Linked DNA regions of Mus musculus: regions 1 and 2 are each linked to region 3. Evidence: chromatin loops called from intact Hi-C (ENCODE). Cell type or tissue: heart. All regions are shown on one strand.

Region 1 (8,000 bases), 100 kb before region 3:
AAATACGTCTTTAAAAAAATTAAAAAAAAAAAAAGAGCCAGGAGTGGTGGCACACCCCTTTAATCCCAGTACTTGGGAGGCAGAGGCAGGCGGATTTCTGAGTTCGAGGCCAGCCTGGTCTACAAAGTGAGTTCCAGGACAGCCAGAGCCATACAGAGAAACCCTGTCTCAAAAAAAAAAAAAAAAAAGAAAAAGAAAAAAAAGAAAAAAATATTACTCTCTGTGTGTGTATGTATGCAGGCACTCAGGTATGTAGAGGTCAGAGGACAAGGTGAATTTTTTTTTTAGATTTACTTATTTTATGTGCATGACTGTTTTGTCTGTATGTACATAAGACATGGGTGCCTGGTGCTATGGAGATCAGAAGGTAGTGGATCCCCTAGAACTAGAATTACCGTGTAGTGATCCCCTATGTCACTAACCGGACATAGGTCCAAACCCGGCGTTAGAGGCCAGCTTTGGGAGTTGATTACCTCTTGCTTTATTGAGTCAGGGGCTCTCTCCCATTTCTGTTGTGATAGTACTCCAGACATTAGCGTCTGCTGTTTTTTCTTTCTGCCTCCCATCTTGCTGTAGGAATTCTGTTATTACAAATGTGTGTTTCTGGCTTGATTTTTTCTTTTTTTACACATCAATTTGTGTGTGTGTGTGCATGAGCCAGTGCATTCATATGAGGTTGCACACATGTGTGCATGCATTAGGAACAGAGCATGTATGTGGAAGTCAAGAGACAATATGTGGAGCTGGGTGGTGGTAGCATATACCTTTATTCCTAACACACTGGAGAGGCAAGGACAGGGGCAGGGGCAGGGGCAGGGGCAGGGGCAGGGGCAGGGGCAGGGGGATCTCTGAGTTTGAGACCAGCCCGGTCTACAGAGTTCTAGAGTTCTAGTACAGGCAGGGCTACATAACCTGTCTCAAACAGACCAATAAACAAGGGAAAGAGAGAGAGAGAGAGAGAGAGAGAGAGAGAGAGAGAGAGAGAGAGAGAGAGAAGAAGAAGAAGAAGAAGAAGAAGAAGAAGAAGAAGAAGAAGAAGAGGAGGAGGAGGAGGAGGAGGAGGAGGAGGAGGAGGAGGAGGAGGAGGAGGAGGAGGAGGGGAGGAGGAGGAGGAGGAGAGGAGGAGGAGGAGGAGGAGGGGAGGGGAGGGGAGGGGAGGGGAGGGGAGGGGAGAAGAGGAGAGGAGAGAGACATTTGTGGGAATTGGTTCTCTTTTTCTGTCATGTGGGCTCTGGGGATTGAACTCAGGTCATCAGCCTTGACAGAAAGTGCCTTTATCATCTGAGCCATCTCACTGAAGCCCACACAGCGACTTGGTTCTCTCATTCCTTTGTGGGGACTAGAGATTGAACTCAGATCATCAGACTCATGGAGCAAGCACCATCTTGCTGGTCCTTCTCTTGTTTATATTCTGAATAAAATAGTAAAATAGTCTTCAGCTGTATACTAATGCTTACATTCTTTAAATGCAATTAACAATAACTGTACTGGGGCTGGAGAGATGGCTCAGTGGTTAAGAGCACTGACTGCTCTTCTGAAGGTCTTGAGTTCAAATTCCAGCAACTACATGGTGGCTCACAACCACACATAATGAGATCTGACACCCTCTTCTGGTAAGTCTGAAGACAGCCTACAGTGTACTTATGTATAATAATAAATAAATCTTCGGGCTGGAGAGAGCAGGGACAAAGTGAGTGGAGTTGACTCAGAGCAGAGGTCCTGAAAAATTCAATTCCCAACAACCACATGAAGGCTCACAAACATCTGTACAGCTACAGTGTACTCACATACATAAAATAAATAAATATTTAAAAAAAAGAACACATGAAAAAAATAACTTTTATAGAAACCCACAACTTTATAATTTTGAAAAAAAAAAAAAAAAAAAAGGAGGAGTTTGGGCACAGGTGCCTTGCAGGGATGGACAATACTTTCCTCAGAAGACATGAATTATCAAATGAAAATCTCAGTGCCCGGCATGGAATACTGTTTTACCCGTTATCAGGGAGGCTCCATAGTTAAGAGCACTGACTGCTTTTGCAGAGGACTTGAATTTAGTTCTAAGCACCCACATTGAATAGCTCACAACTGTCTGTAACTCTAATTCTAGGGTATCTGACATTTTCTTTTGGCCTCTGCAGACAATGTACTCATGGAAACAGACCCACACTGGCATACACACATTAAAAAAAAAATTAAATTTTTTTTTTTTTGCTTAAAGCACAACACACGTTGTTTTCAGGACACAGAAAAGCTGGAAGTGACCTGAAGAGTTTCTCCCTGACGGCTTTCATAGGGTGGGAAGGTGCTGTGTATGCTGAGTGTGGAGGGTGGGCTTCAGGATCCACACACAATTAGTGGTGTTATCCAGCAAGGAGCCCTGAGTGCTATAAAACGGATCTGCCAGGCGAGATATCCACTGGGGCATTACTGGTATGAAGGTCATGGGGGAAACCACTTGATTTCTGACTAGAGGCTTGCTTCATGGGGAGGAAAGTATGTAATGTAAACTTGGTCAAAAACTTAGGAAGTCATATAGGGCTTATTGGGGAATCGACTACTGTCGTTTTGCTAAATGAACATATTTTCTTTCTTTTTTTCCAGACAAGAGTTTCTCTGTGTAGCCCTGGCTGTCCTGGAACTCACTGTGTAGAGCAGGCTGGCCTCGAACTCATAGAGATGCAACTGCTCCTTCCTCCTGAGCACTGGGATTAAACACTAGCTGCCACCGACCAGCCTAGATATACTTTCAAACTCCCTTCTAAATACTTATCTATGTACATTAATAAGTTCTGCCCTCAGCCTTGGCCAGAGAAGCTTTCTTTCCACGGTGGTGGCCTAACCAGTGATGAATACAAACACTTGAAACTGGTCAAGCGAGCCGTGTAGTGGCGCACGCCTTTAATCCCAGCACCAGGGAGGCAGAGGCAGGCGGATTTCTGAGTTCGAGGCCACCCTGGTCTACAGAGTGAGTTCCAGGACAGCCAGGGCTACACAGAGAAACCCTATCTCAAAAAAAAAAAAAAAAAAAAAGAAAGAAAGAAAGAAAGAAAAAAAAAAAGAAACTGGTCAAGAACTGAAAGTGACTATTGAGTGCTCAGCCCTAACTGTGGCATCTATGTTAACCTCATCAAGGCTCAGGGAAAGACAAGGAGAGGGCAGAGAGAACATAAGAGTCGGAGGATGGGAGAGGGGCTGTCTCTAGGACATGGCAAGGCTGCTACACTCAAGAACTCACTGCAGTTACGGTTACCCACCCAAGATCAAGCTGGTAAGAGGCAGCCATCCAGGAGGTAGCATTCATGGATTAGGCTCAATGGAGTTGATGTGGGGGTGGGGGCACGTGAAAGTGGGAGGGATGTGTAAGAATGTCCAGGGGAAAATGAGTAAGGAGGTAGAGGTGGATATGATCAAGATACCCGATAAACATATATGAAACCATCAAAGTATAAATAAAAACTATCCTAAATAACTGAAATTGGTCAGGATTTCTATTGTTGTCATGAAACACCTTGGCCATAAAGCAAGTTGGGGAGGAAAGGGTTTATTTGGCTTATACTTCTACATTGCTGTTAACCACTGAAAAAACAGGGCAGGAACCTGGAGGCAGGAGCTGAGGTAGAGGCCATGGAGGGGTGCTGTTAACTGGTTTGCTTCCCATGGTGTGCTAGCCTGCTTGCTTATAAAAGCAGGGACCACCAGTCCAGGCATGGCACCGCCCATAGGCGGGCCCACTTTCACTGGTCACTCACTGAGAAAATACAGCTGGATCTCATGGAGGCTTTTCCTCCCCTGAGGCTCCTTTTTCTCTCACGACTCTAGCTTGTGTCAAGTTGACACACCAGCAATGCAATAAGTATTTAGAATTGTGCAAGTTACACACTATTACCTTATTTAAAAATAAAGTATGAAAACTAAGCTAAATGCCCCTTTCTTTTTTCTTTCTTTTGTTTTTTTAAAGATTTATTTATTTAAATGTAAGTACACTGTAGCTGTCTTCAGACATTCTAGAAAAGGGCATCAGACCTCATTACGGATGGTTGTGAGCCACCATGTAGTTGCTGGGATTTGAACTGAGGACCTTGGGAAGAGCAGTCAGTGCTCTCAACTGCCGAGTCATCTCATCAGCCCTCCTAATGCCCCTTTCATCATGTTTTTTTTTCGAGACAGAGTTTTTCTGTGTAGCCCTGGCTGTCCTTGTCATTCTGTAGACCAAGCTGGCCTCAAACTCAGAAATCCGCCTGCCTCAGTCTCCCAAGTGCTGGGATTAAAGGAATGTGCCACCACTGCCCGGCTCATCAAGTTCTTTTTTAGTTGTAACTATTATCGGTGTTTTCAGGACCACTTTCCAGTGTTCTCTTTATTTTATTTACTGTATCTGCATATATCTTTGTTTAAGGATAAAAAACAACTCCCCCCCCAAAAAACCTCCCGATTTAATATCTTTAGAAAGTAAGAATGAGCCTGGGGGGAGATATACTGAGACATTTGTTGAAGAAAAACAGAGCGAACAATCATTTACTAAAGTCTACTATAGACTGGTTCATTTTTTACTAAGCTATTAACTTACACTTTAGAATTTAAGAAACGTCACATAAAACCAAACAAAATACCTACTTTATGTGAAACCCTGAGCGTTTCATCAAGAGTTTGGTATTTCAGGTCTGAAGATTCTTTGGGATGTTGGGATTCAATGCGGTACTTAGGAGGATATCTCCGGAATTCAGAGAAGGCACCAAATGTTTCAAAGAATAGCTACCAGCCAGCAGCACAGGCTTCAAACCAAAGCGGCGGCTCGCGGAGAGTACGCCTGCGCAAAACGCGCACAGACAGGGAGAGGGCGGAGCTTCGGGCCTGCCAGTGCGCCTGCGCACAGCACGCCGCGGAGTGGGGGAGGGAGCCCCGTGTGTGTCTGTGTTGTTGTTCCGCGGCGGCGGCGGCGGCGGTAAGATGGCTGCCCACGGGGGCTCCGCGGCGTCGTCGGCGCTGAAGGGGTTAATCCAGCAGTTCACCGCCATCACCGGTAAGAGACGCGGTTACGGGAAGGTGAAGAGTCGGCTACGGGGAGGCTGTCGGGGCTGTCCCGGGCTTCGCCTCACCTTGGTGCATTCCTCACTCGGGCTCTCCCCTCAGCTCCTGCCCTCTCCTGAGGCACAGGCGACGACGGCGGCGGCGGCCGGGGTCTGCGGTTCAGGCGGGAGGCAGGTTTCCCCCGCCCCCACCCCGCGCGTGCCCCTCAGTCCCTGGATTCGGTCTCCCCTTATTCCCAGACAGGCCCCCCACGCCCCCAGCCGGTCCAGTACAGGGGATGGGCCGAGCCCGCGGTGCCAGGGGCCCGGGACCTGCGGGCCGGAGGAGTAGGGGGCCGCACCCGGGCCACCGCCCTCTTCCTCCCTCATCACCTCCTCTCGGTATCGTGCTGCCCGCGGACCAGGCGGTGCAGTCCGTTCCCCCCATGCCATCCTCTCTTCCCGGCCAGGTCATCGTCCCTGTCCCTCGGCCCCGGCCTACCCTTCCCCTCGCTGGGCCCCCCCGGAGCCTTGGCGGTGGCCCTGCCGTGTGAGGGCCGTCTCGCTTTAACGGTGAGGCGGGTGGGTTCTGCTGCGCCTTCACACATCCCGGGGGACTTGCCGCCGGGAACAAGGGGTGCGGAGGGGCACCTTAGGGACCGAGGGTTTCACATAGGAATAGGGGGGGGGGGAACCCTGAGCTTAGTGTGTGTGTGAGGCCTAAAGTAATCCTGGGTGGCCTTTCCCACCTCCTCATAATAAAACCAAACATCGAGACGATGGCGCCCGAGTCTTTGCTGATAAAATGGGGATGGCGGCAGAAACTTCTTGCAGAGAAATCTGTTTCTAGGTGTCAGTATCCGTGAAACCTTAGGCCTAGGTTTCTCTTTCCCTTCGGACCCCGACGAAGGGCAAACGCAGGTTCTCTTACCCGCCGGGAGGAAAGACTTTAAGCCATTCTGTGAATGCGCTATGTCTTGTTTCTCTCCGATGGTGCTGAACTTTTTTTGCATGAGTTATTAGAGGGCGGAGCAAATGATGAAGTTCTCTGTGGAGTGATTTGAGAGAACAGTACTCCATGTGCCTGAGTGTGATTTTGCTGTTCTAGTTTGTCATTTTGAAAAGAGGTCAGAAAGTTAGTTCCCCCTCTCAACAGGACTATCCTTTCTTTGATAATAATTTGTTTGATGCGGAGAATATTTCTAGTTTGTGTTCTTTTTTTCTAGTTTGTGTTCTTGAGTCTGACGTGTAAGATCTTTATTTTAACCAATACATGCTATTTGCAGTTTTATAATTGAAGCTAGTTTTATTTTTTGTTCGGCAACGATAATTAAGTGGCTGATGCGTTGTTTTCTGTCTTGTCACATGAAATATGTCAAAGCTGGTAAAACAAGATTTGTAATAAAATTGAGGTGAAAAGTAAGATAACTGAAATGTTGTTAAGCTTTGTGGTGGGGTTATTTTATTTATAATAACATGTGGATTTCCCAGTGCCTTACCAAACCAACATTATGGAAAGAAACTAGATTTCTGTGTATACAAGTTAATACTGCTACATTGCTTGCCTAAAAAAAAAAAAAAAATCTAGTGAGTCACACAGAGAAATATTAATCTTTCTTTGGATTTTATAAATATAGTTTAAGGTCTTACTATTTAACCTTAGGATTTTTGGGCAAGTTACTATTACTTTATTTTCATCTGTGAATTGGAAACTCAATTGTTTTAATCTCACATTATTTCTTCTTCTTCTTCTTTTTTTTTTTTTTCTTTTCTTTTCTTTTTTCTTTTTTGGTTTTTTTGAGACAGGGTTTCTCTGTATAGCCCTGGCTGTCCTGGAACTCACTTTGAAATCCAGGCTGGCCTCAAACTCAGAAATCTGCCTGCCTCTGCCTCCCGAGTGCTGGGATTAAGGCGTGCCACCATGCCCAGCTCTCACATTATTTCTTATGCAACATTTTCAAAATATATACTCAGGACCCAAAATGCCTTGAAATAAATTTAATACTAATTTGTTTGCCAGTTTAGTCTATACATCTTGTTTTTGGCCTAGTCCTCTGTGTTGCTGGATCAGATTGAAGTTCCCTGTAGGTAATGATTTCTGCAAATGTACAGAAGAAAAAAAATCCTTCAGAGTGATGTTTTGTGGTGTCTAGTTACATATATACAAAATTTACACATATAGTCATAATAATTCAAGAGGTAAAAAGATAGAGCAGGTAAAAAAATGAAAGGCAAACACTATTGTGTTTATAAAACGATAAGGGATGTTTGGTGGAGGTGTCGTCAGGTGTGGGGAAGGGGGTGCCTCCGTGGACCCAGGTTGAGGCATCCCTTCACCCTGGGGGACAAGCCAGTATAGTATAGAATAGAGTTTATTCAGGGCATGGGGAGGGGAGTTGAGAGGGTAGTAGAGACAGAGAGAGGGAGAGGGAGGGGGAGAGAGAGGAGGAGGAGAAGAGTAGTAGAGAGGGCAGCCATGAGCACATGGAGAAGGTGGGGGCGGGGGGCAAGGAGAACGAGAAGAGGTAGATCAGAGGACAGAGGGAGAGCAAGAAGGCAAGAGGGCAGAGGGTCAGAGGGGCGAGCAGCCCCTTTTATAGTGAGTCAAGCATACCTGGCCCTTGTAGGATGGATCTTAGACAAAATGCTAAGCACCACAGTGGCACATACTTGTAATTTCAGTACTTGTTCATGGCTGCCCTCCATTGTATAATGAGTTCAAGGGCAGACTGGGCTGCATAAGACCCTTAAGAAAACCAACCAACCAAAAACCAAAAAATAGATAAAAGGTAACCTAGCACCCAAAAAATAAGGATTAATGTAGACTAGAAAATGGGGGCTGCCGGGTGATGGTGGCGCACCCCTTTAATCCCAGCCCTTGGGAGGCAGAGTCAGGCAGATTTCTGAGTTCAAGGCCACATCAGTTTGCTAAACTGTCAGACCCTATCTCAAAAACGACATCTCACCTGTGGTGGCACATGACTTTAATCC
Region 2 (8,000 bases), 150 kb before region 3:
GAGCTGTTCAGATCATCGAGAAGGGGAAACAAGCACAGGACCCTGAAAACTCAAGGGCACCCCTAAAAGAGTTGATGCCCCCAGTTAAAGACTAACCTGTTACCTTTGACCCAGCAGTTCCACTCTCGGTCATTTGTATTTTTTTTCCCCCAAGACAGGGTTTCTCTGTACGGCCCTGGCTGTCCTGGAACTCACTCTGTAGACCAGGCTGGCCTTGAACTCAGAAATCCACCTGCCTCTGCCTCCCAAGTGCTGGGATTAAAGGCGTGCGCCACCACTGCCCGGCGGTCATTTGTATTTTAAAAACCAAAAAAATGCATAATTTAATTTTTATAGGCTTATTTTATAGCAAAAGTGGAAGGAACATTAAAGAAATTATGACAAATGGATACAATGTACATTGTGTGTGTAGCCATATTTGAAAAAGAAGCAAATATTTTATAATGAAGTAGAATTTGGGGTGTAGCCCAGAGTACATTTTTTTTTTTTTTTTTTGGTTTTTCGAGACAGGGTTTCTCTGTGTAGTCCTGGCTGTCCTGGAACTCACTCTGTAGACCAGGCTGGCCTCGAACTCAGAAATCAGCCTGCCTCTGCCTCCCGAGTGCTGGGATTAAAGGCGTGCGCCACCACCACCCAGCTACATTTTTTTTTTGTATGTATGAGGCCCTGAGTTCAATCCCTGATACCACCAAATACATAATAAAGAAATTTATATGGAATCATTACTCAGATTTGGTGTTTTATTTATAATGTTATATACAAAAAGGGGCAAAAACAATTTTATACACACACACACACACACACACACACAATTTTTTGTTCACGACATAGTTTCTCTGTGTCTGTAGCCTCAGCTGGCTTTAAACCTGGATATTTGCCTGCCTCTGTTTCCCAAGTGCTGGATAGCCATGGCTGCCCAGCATACCTATAATATCTTCAAAGGATACTGTGTATAAGTTTAGATATATCCACTTCTGCAGTGATACTTAAGTGATGTGGGGTTTTTTTGGGGGGGGTGGGGGTAGAGGACTAAGAATCTAAGAGTCAAAGGGAAAGAAATTGTTTTCACTGGCTAGTAGAACTTCTCTAGACAGGACATGACATCATTGTCTCGAATCAGAGAAGCTGTGATTGGCCACAGCACAGGGTCATGAGATCAGTCCTACTGCCATTTCCTCGTTGATGGAAAAGGGAAATGCTACTTTCCCCTGAGTCTCCAACCCCAGACCTAGGCTGTACATACTCTTGCTCCAGCCACACCTAATCTTCAGGGACGCTAGACTATACAGGAGGTGGGACGCTAGACTGTACAGGAGGTGGGACGCTAGACTGTACAGGAGGTGGGACGCTAGACTGTACAGGAGGTGGGATGCTAGACTGTACAGGAGGTGGGACGCTAGACTGTACAGGAGGTGGGACGCTAGACTGTACAGGAGGTGGGACGCTAGACTGTACAGGAGGTGGGCAGTTGATTGGGGTTCAGAATGCAGTGGTGCAGCTTTGGGGGTCATCCCCACACGGAGGTGGGGATTTTAGATGGTTTGCCTTCAAGTCATCCATGCCTCTGTAAGTAACCCACACCCATGCTCCTGTAAGACCAATGAACTCATTGGTTCACCACGCTGGACTTGGTTGGAATCTCTTCTTTGGTCTGTCTTTGCCCTGTCTAGGCGAAACAGACATTTCTTTATATTTCCCTAGGAAGAGTCAGACTGCTTGCTCAATTTGAACATTTTGAATTTTGAATGCCTTTTGAAGGGCAATTAATCAATTGAAAGCATGAAATAATAGGGGTGGAGAGATGACTCAGTGGCTGAGAGCATGTATAGTTCTTCCAGAGGACCAGAGTTCCACTCCCAGCACCTATGTCAGTGTCTCAGCCACAGCTCCAGGACAGTCTTGCTACTTTCTGCCAAGCTTGTGGGCCTTAAGTCGTTAGAAAGGAAGCTGAAGACCTCAGTGGACTGTGACACAGAAAGAAGTATAAATGCCAAGTTGTCACAGATCTGAGGAACAGAAACCATAACCAAGGCAACTCTTTCTTTTTTTTCTCTCTCTTTTTTTGGTTTGGTTTTTCTGAGACAGGGTTTCTCTGTATAGCCCTGGCTGTCCTGGATCTCACTTTGTAGACCAGGCTGGGATTGAACTCAGAAATCCACCTGCCTCTGCCTCCCGAGTGCTGGGATTAAAGGCGTGTGCCACCACGCCTGGCCACAAGGCAACTCTTATGACAATATTTAATCAGGGCTGGCTTACAAATTGAGAGGTTCAATCCATTATCAAGGTGCCAGAGCATGGCAACATCCAGGCAGGCATGGTGCAGGAGGAGCTGAGAGTTCTACATTTTCATCTGAAGGCTGCTAGCAGAATACTGCTTCCAGGCAGCTAGGATGAGGGTCTTAAAGCCCACACCCATAGTGACTCACCTACTCCAACTGGGCCACACCTTCTAATAGTCCCATTCCCTGGGCCAAGGATATGCAAACCATCACAGACTCCAACTCCAGGTCCTCCTGTTTCTGCCTCTGCCTTTGCTACCTAAATGCCTCAATTACAAGACACACGTGTCCATGCCTAGTTCAGAGGTCCTTCCTTCCTTCCTTCCTTCCTTTTTGAAACAGAGTCTCTTACTAAACTCACTGTATAGACCAGGCTGATCTCTACCTCACAGAGACCCTCCTGCCTCTGCCTGCAATGTTTTGGGAACCAGCTGACCAATTGAGGAAGGGTCTCATATAGCCCAGGTTGACCTGGAACCAGTTATGTAGCCAAGGCTAGTTTATAATAATCCTTTTGTGACTACTTCCCAAATGCTGGGATTGATTATAGAAATGGGTCTCTTGTTGAGTTCTTCAGACTCCACATACCAAACCCAATAGGCATTTACTCATGCTAAAGTCTGGGGTAGAGGGCCCAAGCCAAGCACCCCCAAAACAAGAGGGAAAGCAATAACAGCCAAATCTCTACATTGCTGTTTTAGCCAGTACCATAAGGATATCACCCCCACCTTATTTAACCTTTACAAGGATTCTTTGAAACCACAGGTGTAACTCTTTGTTGCTGCTCTCCTTGAGCGTCACTTGTCTATAAGGCCAATATCTGCTGCTCATTCTATAAAATGCTAGTGTTGCAAATAAATGCTAAGAAAAATCTTTAAGGTAAATTTGTTGTAATTTCTTCTTTTAGCACTAAGAACTTTAGAAAGCTTTGTTAGGAGAAGGGTAGCCTAAAGAATACTGAAAGAATAATTACAAAAATTCCTGTTCGGATCTTGGTTTAGAGAGTTACTTGAGTAAGCAAGATTCTGCAGCCTACAGTAGCCGAGCGACCAAAAGCGGGAGGAGTTGCTACTAGCAGGCTAGGCGGGAACGCAGACGCAGCTCCCGGAAGTCCCGCCCGACTGAGCGGTTCCTTGGGGGAAGACGTGCCGTTTTGGCGGGGAATTGTGACGTCCGTGGAGCCCGGGTACCTGCTCCGGCCGCGGCCAGTAGACCGATTGGCAGGACAGCGGGTGCGAGCGGCTGGGTCTCGGGACCCGGGGGGTACCGCGAGGTGTTCCAGAAGCTGGAGCGTGGGCACTGGAGGGCTGCCTCCACCGCAACGGCGAGACGGAAGTCCCGCGGCGGCCCGAGCCCGGATTCCGGGCGGTACCGGGTGCTCTGGGAGCGGCGGTGCCCGGGCTTCCGGCTCTGGCAAGCCCGGCCGCCTCGCGCGTAGAGGCGGGTCCTCACCGCGTAAGAAGGGGAGCTGGATGAGCGCTTGTGTGGCGCGGGGAGACAGAACCACTCTCCGCCCCGAGGCCGCCGACTCCCGGAGGAACGTTCTTTCATTCCCTTGCTGGACTCAGGGCATAACTGTTGACCTGACATCACAGCTCCTGCTTGTCTCGGGCCCGTGGGAACTCAGGCCTTCTGGATCTCAGTCCGCTGCTGTGTGTGAGAGTAAACACCAAACGGCTCGCTGCTTTTCTCCGTTCTGGGCGTGATTAGGCGAAAGACGACTTTAGTCCCTTTCTGATTTTAACGTTGGGTAGGTCTCATTAGCATATGAAGATGGCTGCACCTAAAACCTCCATCCCTTCCTTAGCCGAATGTCAGTGCGGGATCTGTATGGAAATCCTCCTAGAGCCTGTAACCCTACCTTGCAACCACACGCTCTGTAACCCATGCTTCCAGTCCACTGTTGAAAAGGCCAATCTATGCTGTCCCTTCTGTCGTCGCCGGGTCTCTTCGTGGACTCGGTACCATACCCGAAGAAATTCTCTGGTCAATACAGACCTGTGGGAGATTATTCAAAAACACTATGCAAAGGAATGCAAGCTTAGAATCTCTGGACAAGAATCAAAGGAAATCAGTAAGTAAAATTAAGCATGTTTATTGGGTAAAACGGCCCAAAATCCCTTTGAAAGGGAACCATTTTTGTTTTTGCTTTTCGAGAAAGGGTTCCTCTGTGTTGCCCTGGCTGTCCTGGAACTCACAATGTAGATCAGGCTGGCCTCGAACCCAGAGATCCACCTACCTCTGCTTCCTGAGTTCTGGGATTAAAGGTATGAGCCACCATCGCAGGGCTCGAACCATCATTTTCTAATTTAAAGAAAAAGAAAAAGAAGGCTAAATAGTCTGAATCGTGAGGATTTGTGGTTTTATAAGCCCTGCCCACACATCAGTTAAAGTCAAGGACAGAGTTACATCACGTGTAGTAATGGTCAAGTTGTGTTCATCTGCTGTGAATTAGGGTTTTTTTTTTTTTTTTAACATTTTTTTAGACATGTTTTGAGACACAGTTTTATTACTGTGTAGCATGGGATAGCCTTAGCCTCACAAATACTGGAGTTGCAGGTGTGCTATTACACACCTGTCCTTTATAATGTAGTAGTATTAGTGAGGGTTGCCCTTTATAAGGGCAGAATGGTAAGTATTTTTGTGGACTATATAGTCTACTGAAGACACTTGGTGAGCTCTGCCACTGTAGAACAAAAGCCACCGTAGTCAATACATTAATTTACATTACCCTTTGTAAATGAAGATAGTGCCTGTGTTTCCATAAAACTTTATGAAAAACAAAAAGTGGGGGGGCAGATTTGTCCTGTCAATGAATCATGGCTAAATAGCCCCTGTCTTAGAATATCACTATTACTGTTCTTAAGAACAATTCTTTATCTGTGGAGGTAGCAGAATTAAATAATTGCAGATACTTCGGAAGGGAAAACTTGAGATTTCTTATTTTTTAAAATATGTATTTAGAGTGTGTGAATGTAAGTGCCTCATGTGCATGTGGTGCAGAAGAGGCAGGAGAACTAGAACTGAGTGACAAAGTTATAGGTTGTCATGTGAGTACTTGGAACCAACCAAACCCAGGTACTCTGGAAGAACAGTAAGCATTCTTTTTTTTTTTTGAGACAGGGTTTCTCTGTGTAGCTCACTCTGTAGAGACCAGGCTGGCCTCGAACTCAGAAATCCTTCTGCCTCTGCCTCCCAAGTGCTTGAGTTAAAGGCGAAAATTTAATTTTTTGTAACCCAATTGAAAGATTTTTTTTGAATATATAGTTCTGTTTTCAGGTGGCTCAAATATGAAAAGGAAGGCCCTTCCTCTTAATCGCCTTTGAAATATGAGAACATATTAGTACAAACTTGTAAAATGTATAAAAATAGTAGGACAAAAAGGTAGAAGTGTCCAAGTGACATCAATGGATGGATAAACTAAATGTACATATCTGCAACAGAATATATTGCTCTTTCATTAAATGGAATTGTTAAAGTTGTAATGTGGGATGAAGGCTTTGTTCTAGCTGTCATTACTCAGGTGATTCCATATGGAGAGCATTAACGACATCATTGGATCAGTCCACTGATAAGTTTATCCCAGCTGGGCTGTTAGGTGAGGCCTGTCTGGAGGAAGTATACTGGAAATGCCTGTGACAGGTTTGCTTTTTGACTGCAGTTGAAGTGGGCACCTCTCCTCTACCAAGCTTTTTCACAATCATGTTTCTGCCTTGCACAGGCATAAAACCATAAATGCAAACCTCTGAACGAGCCAAACTAAATCTTTTCTCTCTCAAGTTATTTATGTGATGCATTTTGCCATAGCAAAACACAGGAACACAATTGACAGGTTCCAGATCATGGAAATAAAGAGGTGCAGACCAGCCTAGCCTGAAATCATAACAGTCTACCTGTTTCTTCCTTCAAGCTAGGACAAGAGGCCTGTGTTACTGTAAGACCTGGGGTAGGCCACAAATCCCAGACGAGCCCCCGCATATAAGACCCCCCCCCAAGCTGGGCCTCTGCTCAAGTCCCCGGATGAGCTGGCCGGCACCCCAAAGACTCGAGAGAAAATCACACCTGATGCAAACTGCAAGAGGTTTTATTTTCAGCTAGCTGAGGACGAACTCCACACGCTGAGCAAGGCAGGGGAGTTCAACCCTGAGCGGTAACAGTAGGGGGCTTTTAACAGCTAGCTGAGGAATTGGGAGGAGAGTTCTTCTCTGCCAGGTGTCCTTGGTAAAATTACAATTATAGCATCTCTGGCTGTAAGGCTCAGAAACAAAAAGGCTTTTTGCTGGCTATAGAGAACAAAGAGCTTCTTTCTGACTGTATTTTTAGAGATCAGGGAAAACAAGCTTGGGGGAATGTTTTAGGGGCTTTACCTTTCAGGGAGAAACGCTTTAAGTCAGGGTCTCACATGCCTGGCTCCACCTCATGACTCTTTAAACTATTTTTCTTGGTACTATTGGACTTTAAAATCTTCAATAAATGTCTAAATTGTAGGCATGGGATATAGGTCAGTGGCAGAGTGCTTTGGATTCAATCATACATATACACATATTAGCTTTTAAAAATGTAGAGCCAGGGGCTGGAGAGATGGCTCATCGGTTAAGAGCACTGACTGCTCTTCCGAAGGTCCTGAGTTCAAATCCCAGCAACCACATGGTGGCTCACAACCATCCATAATGAGATCTGATGCCCTCTTCTAGGTGTCTGAAGACAGCTACAATGTACTTAGATATAATAATAAAGAAATCTTTAAAAAAAAAAATGTAGAGCCAGCCCTGGTGGTGGTGCACACTTTTAATCATTGCACTCAGGAGGAGTATCAGTTTCCTAAAGCCAGAATGACAGAGTACCACAAACTATATGACAAAAAAAAAAAAAAAATTTCCTAATAGTTTTGGAGGTCAGAAGTCAAACTGAAACCAAGGCCTTTGACATTCCACACCACTTTCTAGCTTTTTGGTCTCTTCTGTGTGTTAGTGTTATGCCTGATGTATGGTTGTGCGCTGTGTACATGCCTGGTGCCTGCCAAGGCCAAAGAGGATGTTGGATCTCTTGGAGCTAGAGTTAGAGATGGTTGTGAACACCCACCATGCAGGTGCTGGGAATCAAACTCAGGTCCTTTGCAAGAGCAGCCAGTGCTTTTAAAATCCCATCCCCTTCTCTGAATGTCTTAATACCATCTCCCATTTGTGCATGTTTGTCTTTGTGTCCAAATTTGTTCCATATTTACAAGATTACTAGTCATAATTAAAAGATTCACCCCGGGGAGGGGAGGGTATGGGGGACTTTTGAGATAGCATTTGAAATGTAAATGCAGAAGATTCACCCCAGTGACCATAGTTAAATTGATTACCTCCAGATGATCCTGTCTCCAGATAAAATCATATTCTCAAGCACTGAAAAACTACAAAACGTTAGATAAATGGAAAATTCAAAGACCTAGCTGGGAATGGTGGTTTGTGGCTCAATACTTCTAATTACAACAGAGGAATCTGAGGCAGGAGGATCACAAATTAGAGGCTAGACTTTGTCTCAATGTTTAAAAATCAATTTATTCACTCCTTCATTAATCTCTTAGTATATTTTTTGTTTTTGTATTTTCAAGACAGGGTTTCTCTGTATAGCCCTGGCTGTCCTGGAACTCACTTTGTAGACCAGGCTGGCCTTGAACTCAGAAATCTGCCTGCCTCTGCCTCCCGAGTGCTGGGATTAAAGTCATGAGCCACC
Region 3 (8,000 bases):
GAACGTAAGTCCTTGGGAAACTCCTCCATGTCTTCTTCCTGGAGACATATGGCCATTCAACACCAGTCTACTGCTAAAATTTGAGGAAACTATTTTTGAGACATCTCTTAGACTTCTGGATAAGGTGTGTTTTTTGTGGGGGAGGTATGTGGGTGGAGACAATGTTTCTCTGGATAACCCTAGCTGTCCTGGGACTATAAATCACACTGGCTTTAACTCAGAGATCCGCCTGCTTCCCTAGTGCTGGAATTAAAGTCATGTGCCCCACTGTCCGGCATCAGTGGTTTTATATTAATTTTTACTATTTAATTGTGAAAAACTACAAACAGAATTCATAGACATTTCTACGTAAGCCGAACAATGATAAAGTGTCTTCTAATAACATGTGTACATGCTTACAGTGTTATAGATTACCGTTAGTAGCCAGCTATGGTGGTGCATACCTTTGATCCCAGCACTCTGGAGGCAAAGGCAGGAGGTATCTTGAGTTCAAGGCCAGCCTGCTTCACAGAGTGAGTTCCAGAACAGCCAGGGCTACACAGAGAAACCCTGCCTGGAAAAACCAAACCAAACCAAACCAAACCAAACCAAACCAAACCAAAAACACAAAACAAAACCAAGGAAAGGTTGCAGATGCCTTCCAGTTCAGGCTGCAGAGTCTGCTCTTGTGAGGGAGGCCTGGCAGCAGGAGCTTTATAGCTGTGGCCGTGGGAAGTTGCCCGTGTTCAGGGCCGGTCTTTCCTCCTCAGTTAAACCTCTCCAGGTAGACTCCCACAGACTTGCTGAGCAGTGTGTCTGAGGTGAATCTAAACCTTGTCAAGTTGACAGTGAAGATTAACCATCATAACCACCCCCATAAATCACTATGTTCCAAAATCCAGTCCTGACAGTCCTTGTAAGAGTAATAATTAACATTAGTTTAGAACTATCTGTTCATTGGAACATATCACATTTCACTGAGCTACCTAAGAATCTGGATAAAGATTCTATAAACAAAACTTTCAATAATAAAATCATCTATTTATCTTAAAGTCACTTCTCAAAACTAAAGAAAAATACAAGCAATCATAAAATGGAAGTAGCCAGGCGTGGTGGTGCACACCTTTAATCCCAGCGCTAGGGAGGCACAGGCAGGTGGATTTCTGAGTTCGAGGTCAGCCTGGTCTACAAAGTGAGTTCCAGGTCAGCCAGGGCTACACAGAGAAACCGTTTCGAAAAACCAAACAAACAAACAAACAAAAAACAAACAAAAACAAACAAACAAAAAAAGGAAGTAAAGTAACTGGAGACACAGAGCTCCTTGTGCCTGGCTGCTTACAGGTGCCAATGAGCAGAGACAGGAATTGAATCTGTGTAGTTTATTCAGACAACCGGAGATCTTTCAAAGGTTGTTACATCTCCTCTCCAGGCAGCAGCTACAGGGAGAAACAGGGCTGGGAAGGAGACCAAGAAGTCCTTTCTGGAGCTTAGTCGTACCTGTCTAGTTAAGTGCTCAGCCTTATTTGGAGGCCTGTGACATCTGTGTCTTTCATTAACATCGCCCACATTCTTCGTCCATTCAGTTCTGTATGGGCTCAGGACCTAACTGAAACCCTGAGCAAAGTAAGTTGGCAGGATATAGAGGGTCACACCTGCAATCCCTACACGTGGGAGGCTGAGGCAGGAAGACCATTCCAAGTTTGAAGCCTTTTGTGTTACATAGCTAGATTCCCTGAAGACAAAGGGAAAAAAGAAAATTGACAAGGATCTAGTGTGTGTCAGTTTCAGTGGCCAGCTTGGCCTACTTTCTCATTAGCACTAACCCTGCGGATTTCTGTTTTCTGTCTTTTTCATTGTAGGACAGCTTATTCTGTGTGGTGGCAGCATTTGGGTGTTTCTACTATTGAATCGTTGGGAAGTGTGACTTCAAGGAACCTTAACTTTTTTATATTGTTAAATTTCCTGACCAAATAAAAACAAGTTGGCACTTTGGTACCTAAAATCTGTTAAGTTGTATATGTTTAAATGGCTTGATTTTATTATGTTATCTCTGCCCTTTCTACATTTGGAAAATATAGAGAAAAAGGGGAAAATTCATTTTAATATGTCAGATGACTAGATACTTGGGTATATTTTCTATTCATTGTTCCTTATAAGATGTAAAAAAATATTTATAAAATAAATTGTGTGTTTTCACCCCTTATGTCATGAATAGTTTTTATGACTTTCATAATAGCTGCATTTATATCATTAGGTTATACCATTTGAATTTTGACCTTTCCTTATCAAGGGGCTAATTTCAAATTTTGCACCATTATAAAAACTTACTTTCTTTGTACTGTTGCTTTCGTTTCTTCTGGCCTGTTATTTGTGCTCAGCTATTGGCTGACTACCCTATGGTTTACACAGCTCACTGCTTAAAGGTATATCCCTTTTGTTTAGTGACAGGGTCTGAGAAATTTCAAGTGTACATGAAAGTAGAGCAAGGAGTTTCAGCCAGGTGGTGCTGTCACACGCCTTTAATCCCAGCACCCAAGAGGCAGAAGCAGGTGGATCTCTGTGAATTATACATTAGCCTGCTCTATACAGAGACACCCTGTCTAGAAAATAACCACCACCATAAAAAGATTCCTAGGTTTCTATGTTAGCTACAGTCTAAACTACTACCTTTGTGATGCCCATCTTCCCCAGAGAGGCCCTTGGTGTCTCCTCCAGCTACGAAGTCCTTTTTTGGGGGCATTTTATCTGCCAAGTCCAAATACCTATTTGAACTTAAGTGTGTGTGCTAGCTTTTAATCATTTTTCTCCTTAGAAGCACCTCAGCAGATGCACAAGTTCACCCATCCTCTTTCCTCTCAGTTATCTTCAAGTAAAAAATGCAAACAAATACATAAAAGTCTACCCCCACCCCCCCCATCTTTCTCCTGTAGAGTTTTCTTCCCACTTGCCTTACAGCTACAGAATTGCACAGGGTGTGGCGGCTAATGACCGCACTCTAGAGTCTGAGGCAGGAGGTCCACTGCAAATTCAAGGCCGGCATGGGACAAATAGTAAGGTCCAGGCCAGTCTCGGCAACAGTAAAGGCCATGTCTGATAGTTACTTTTAATTCCCCTCAAAAAGTCTGGAGAGAGAGTTCAGTGGTTAAGAGTTAAAAGCACTTACTGTTCAATTAAGACTAGAATTAGCCCGGCAGTGGTGGTGCACGCCTTTAATCCCAGCACTGGGGAGGCACAGGCAGGTGGATTTCTGAGTTCGAGGCCAGCCTGGTCTACAGAGTGAGTTCCAGGACAGCCAGGGCTACACAGAGAAACCCTGTCTCGAAAAAACGAAAAAAAAAAAAACAAAAAACAAAAAACAAAAAACCAAAAAACCAAAAAAAACAAAACCCACTAGAGTTCAGGTCCCAGCACCCAGGTATTCACAAAGGCCCGTTAACTCTAGCTCCAAGACATGTCACCCCATTTATGGCCTCCGTGGACACACAAAATCTTAGAAGTGTGTTGTGTGTGTGTGTGTGTGGGGGGGGGGGACTCGGCCAAACAAAATCCCCCAAAAGCTCACCGTAGGAAGTTCGTTCCCTAGACTACAGCCTCCTTGTCTGTGCATTTTTGCCCTCGCCTCTACTCCTGCTCCACTACTTCCCGGGTCGATTTCTAGGCTCGTTTTCTGATGAGTCAACCCAGGTCCGAATAACTGGCAGACAGAGGATGAGCTCAGACCCGAGCTCGCCTGACCGAGCCGGCGGGCTCGAAGTCCTCGGGGAGGTCGGACATCGGAGCCCCAGCCCTGCGGAGAAGGCGAGGGGCAGCGGGCGCAGGGGACGCCGGGAGACCGGCGGCAGGAGGCGCCACACATCCGGAATTCCGAGCCCGCCGACCCCGCGCCTGCCTCCAGCGCTTCGGCTCAGTCACCCCACGCGCCCGGCCCCTCTGGAAGCGGAACTACTCTGTCAGGTTGTGGTTTTCAGGAATGCGGAGGTGGCATTGACAAGAGGGCGGGCGGGAGGCGGGACTTCCGGTCCGCAGTCCGGTCAGATGTTTCCCGGGCGTCTCCCCGCAACCCATTTGACTTCGCTAGTCGGTGACGCGGCGCGGGGAAGGGATCCGAGGGGGACCGGAGCCTGGAGGAGTTGAGGTAAGGAAACTCCGGGTAGTGGGTGCTTTGCGAGGACAAAGGCGGGCTGGGAGCGTGAGGGGGCTGCGACTGAAGAGTGGGCCAGTGACAGCTAGGGAAAGTGTGAAGCAGGAGGCTACTGTGACCGAGGTACAATGACAGCCAAGAGGACTGTGACCCAGGGGTGGCCGCTTGTGAGGGGTCTGTGACCCCCGGAGCAGTAAATGCGAGGGACTCTGACCTCGGAGAGCACGAGGCAGAGGCTGCGACGGGACCATGACCGAGTAAGTATGCAGCAGTGACTACCCGGGGACTGACTGATCGATGGATAGTGACTGAGGGGATTGATCCGAGGGACCATGAAGCAGCGGCTGCGAGGGCGCGCTCACCGACAAGCAGCGACTTTGAGGGCTGACTTGGAGGAGAATGTAAGATCAGGAATTGGGGGTGGTGCTTTGCACTTGTGTTTGTGTACAAAGTGTGAGTGAATGAGCGAGGGACCCACCCGGCACAGGTCTTACGAAGAAACCGCACTGGTGTGAGACCAGACCAGAGTTTGAATTTTACGGGCAAACTTCCGTGGGTGAGAAACTTAGTTCACCACTGAGCTAGTGTCTTCGTCAGTAAGCGGAAAGTTCAGAGTTGGATTATGCCACCCAACTCTGAGTCCCAGTTTACTATTGGGCTGTGAAGACAGTTTAGTTGGATGGCAACTAACTAAATACAGACAACTGGTCTACAATAGAAATCCCCGCTGTGTTCACATAGTAAGGATTTATAAAATAGGTTTCAGGTGTGTTTGCAATGATGCTATAAAGTTAGCTTCCTACATCTTACTACGTATGCAGTAAACGAGCTAAAGTTTGAAAACTGGGTGTGGTGATACACAACTAGAATTCAGACACCCAGGAGGCTGAGACAAGTATTTTCAGTTGGGCTTAAAAATTTTGGTGGACTTAAAGTGTTTTGGTTTTGTTTCTTTGCTCTTGCTTGTGAGTTTGTTTCTTCAAGTCAAGGTGTCTCTATGTAGCCCTGGTTGTCCTGGAACTCCCTCTGTAGACCGGGCTGGCCTTGAACTCAGAGATCTGCCTATTTCTGCCTCACCAGTGCTGGCTCTGAGGCATTAATACAGGATCTCACTATGTATAGCCACTGACCTGGAACCATCTAGACCAGGGTGGCCTTGAACTCACAGAGACTCCTGGCCTCTGCCTCAAGATTAAAGGTGCATGCCACCATGTCTAGCTTTTTGCTGTTGTTGCTTTTTTAGTTTGAGAAGTAGTGGGTTTGGATTATTTGAGGTTTTTCTTTCTGTAATGATTCTATGATTAAGGAACTGCAGAGAAGTAAGTGTAGAGTGAGTTAGGAACTGGGACCTGTGCTGGCCACAGGCTCCAACAGATGGCCTTAACTGGAGAAAGCTATTTGACCGTAATCAAGATAGCTAGTTATGATTGAGGACTAAAACACAATTTTTGTTGGGAGAGCCAAAAGCTATATTGAAATAGGGATGGTGATAGTTATAGAAGCAATAAGGATATAGGCGTTTGTTGTGGAGAAACTGCCAGGAATAGGCATTGAGGAAGGAGAAACTTTGAGGATAACACAGTTTAAGAGCAAAACTGCAAACCCAGAAAACAGTTTGCTAAGAATAAAATAGAAGTAGGGAGAGATAGATCTTCATATTCTATTCAATCTTTATGGTTGGAGAGTCTACAAGTAAATAGGATTGCTATTAAAAAGGTATTGGGTCAGGTGTGGTACCAAATGTCTTTTATTCCAGCACTTGGGAGGTACAGATAGGGATATCTCTGAGCTCAAGGCCAGCCTCAACTGCAAGTGGAGTATCAGGACAGCCAGGATTGCATAGAAAGACTTTGTCTAAAAAAAATTAAAAAAAAAAAGATACTGGGATAGGGCATGGTAGAACATACCTTTAAAGACCAGCCTGCTCTCCATAGTAAGCTTCAGGACAGTCAGGAGAGAGAGAGAGAGAGAGAGAGAGAGAGAGAGAGAGAGAGAGAGAGAGAGAGAGAGAGAGAGAGAATGAATGAGAATGAATATCTCAAAACAAAACAATGGTAACAGGAATTTGAAAGCTAGCTGTGGTTGTATATATCCTATCATTTGAGAAGTTGAGGCTGGAGGATGGTGAATCCTAGGTTAGCCTGGGCTGTTTTAACTTCACTACAGTGTATTAATCTGGTTACCTACCTAATAGCCACCCTTCTCACTGTACACTTTACAATAGGGAATGAAGAGTCAGAAAGGTTCTTAAGTGGAAATTGCTGAGGGTTTGGAGGACTATTCTGGCCTGACCAGTTACACCTTTAGGACTAATGCTTATGTACTTGACACATATTTTACACAACCAGAAGGAACTAGAAGAGAACCTGCTTCAACTTCACTTCTCTAGGGAATTGGCTAGTTTTTCGCTTGTGCTTGTTTGTTTTTGTTTTTAATTTGGGGTTTAAACCAAGGCTGATTTGCCGATTTCTTTCAAAGCAAGCTAGCAAAATGGCTGGGTATGATGGTACAGGCTTGTACGTTCAGCAGCTGGGTGGTAAAGGCATGAGGATCACAAGTTCACGGCCATCCTTGAACTCTTTCCTTGGCTGCATAGAGAGTTTGAGGCCAGCCTCAGTGAGAACCAGTATGGTGACTTTATTGAGAGAGAATGAGCTTATGATTTCTCCTTGTATAAATATGGAGAGTTTGTCGTTCTTGAGGACCTCCTCATAAGGAACATGGTCTCACTGGGTTCCAGGCTGCTTTTCCTGATGTTAACACTAACTCACTCTGATTATGGGAAGGATTATTTCTTTTCTTTTCCAACATAATATTTTTATTTGTTATTTGGGAGTTTCACATAATGAACGCCATCACGTTCACATCCCAGTCTTCCCAATCCAACTGCTACCCTTGTGACCTCCCTGAGAAAAAGGATAGAAAAAAAGGTCAGCTTTGTGTTACCCATAGACTCACTGGAGCATGGTCAAACAACCAGTAGGATTATTCCATATACTTATTTTAGGTTTAGATTTCCTAAATAATTGAATTATTGTTGTTTATGTTTTGAATTTCACTTTCTAGGTAGGTGTACAGCAGGGCATCCTCCCACCCCCACCCCACCTCACTCCTTCTGGTTAACTGTCAGAACCACAAGTTAAAAACTGTATTCGTTTGAGGCTTTCTTCGTTTGAACTAGGGTGAGTGCCAGCGAACGAGGGGAGCCCTCTCCTTCTGGTCTGCAAAGCTGTTACATCACAGCCACAGCTGTTTACTAACCGCTCTTGACACGAGGGCTGCTAAAAATAGGGACATGGGGTTTGCTCTATACTTGAGAAATGAGAAGTGTATGACTCTTAAGAAAGGGGTGGGTTTGGTTTTGTATTTGAGATCTACCTTGAATGTGATTATTTGCTTACTTTATGGTCACAGAACAGGGTTCTTTTTTGTGGTATAATGGAACCTCATGAAGTCTGTTTTCAGAGTAATGTTTTTTCTTTTCTTTTCTCTTTCTTTCTTTCTTTCTTTTTTCTTTTTTTTTTAAATTTAGGTAGGGTTTCTTTGGGTAACCTCCGCTGTCTTGGAACTCGCTCTGTATACCAGGCTGGCCTCCAACTCACAGAGATCCACCTGTCTCTGCCTCCCTAGTGTGGGGATTAAAAGTGTACACTACCACTACTAGGCATGTTTTCCTTTTCCTGATTTTCTTCTCTCTCTCTCTCTCTCTCTCTCTCTCTCTCTCTCTCTCTCTCTCTCTCTCTCTCTCTCTCTCTCTCTCTCTCTCTCTCTCTCTCTCTCTCTTTTTTTTTTGAAGCAGGATTTCACATAGCCTAGGCTGTCTTCCAACTTGCTGAGTAACTGGGAATGACCTTGAACTCCTGATTCTCTTGTCATTACC

The links. Peaks named below come from ENCODE experiments on the same cell type or tissue, not always from the same donor. Only the 100,000 strongest peaks of a DNase experiment are listed, where the experiment ranks them.
Region 1: a loop joins it to region 3, with 2.1 times the contacts of the local background. A loop is called at or near these places in 8 of 42 quality-filtered maps.
Region 2: a loop joins it to region 3, with 5 times the contacts of the local background. A loop is called at or near these places in 3 of 42 quality-filtered maps.

The regions. Positions count from the first base shown.
Region 1 is chr16:32,327,338-32,335,337 of GRCm38, forward strand. It overlaps Ubxn7 (UBX domain protein 7), which reads left to right and starts at 4,915. Exons shown (of 11, transcript NM_177633.4): 1 at 4,915-5,023. The coding sequence starts at 4,951. In heart, no CTCF peak of the experiment used is centred here; DNase peaks (open chromatin) are centred at 4,874 and 5,464; H3K4me3 peaks cover 2,679 bases; H3K27ac peaks cover 2,304 bases.
Region 2 is chr16:32,274,063-32,282,062 of GRCm38, forward strand. Smco1 (single-pass membrane protein with coiled-coil domains 1) reads left to right here. Exons shown (of 3, transcript NM_183283.3): 3 at 1-719. The coding sequence ends at 95. It overlaps Rnf168 (ring finger protein 168), which reads left to right and starts at 3,399. Exons shown (of 6, transcript NM_027355.2): 1 at 3,399-4,353. The coding sequence starts at 4,047. In heart, no CTCF peak of the experiment used is centred here; a DNase peak (open chromatin) is centred at 3,429; H3K4me3 peaks cover 3,372 bases; H3K27ac peaks cover 2,070 bases.
Region 3 is chr16:32,426,918-32,434,917 of GRCm38, forward strand. It overlaps Tctex1d2 (Tctex1 domain containing 2), which reads left to right. Exons shown (of 5, transcript NM_025329.4): 4 at 1-4; 5 at 1,839-2,182. The coding sequence ends at 1,886. Pcyt1a (phosphate cytidylyltransferase 1, choline, alpha isoform) reads left to right here and starts at 4,004. Exons shown (of 9, transcript NM_009981.4): 1 at 4,004-4,114. In heart, a CTCF peak has its summit at 3,838; DNase peaks (open chromatin) are centred at 3,964 and 7,364; H3K4me3 peaks cover 2,569 bases; H3K27ac peaks cover 2,030 bases.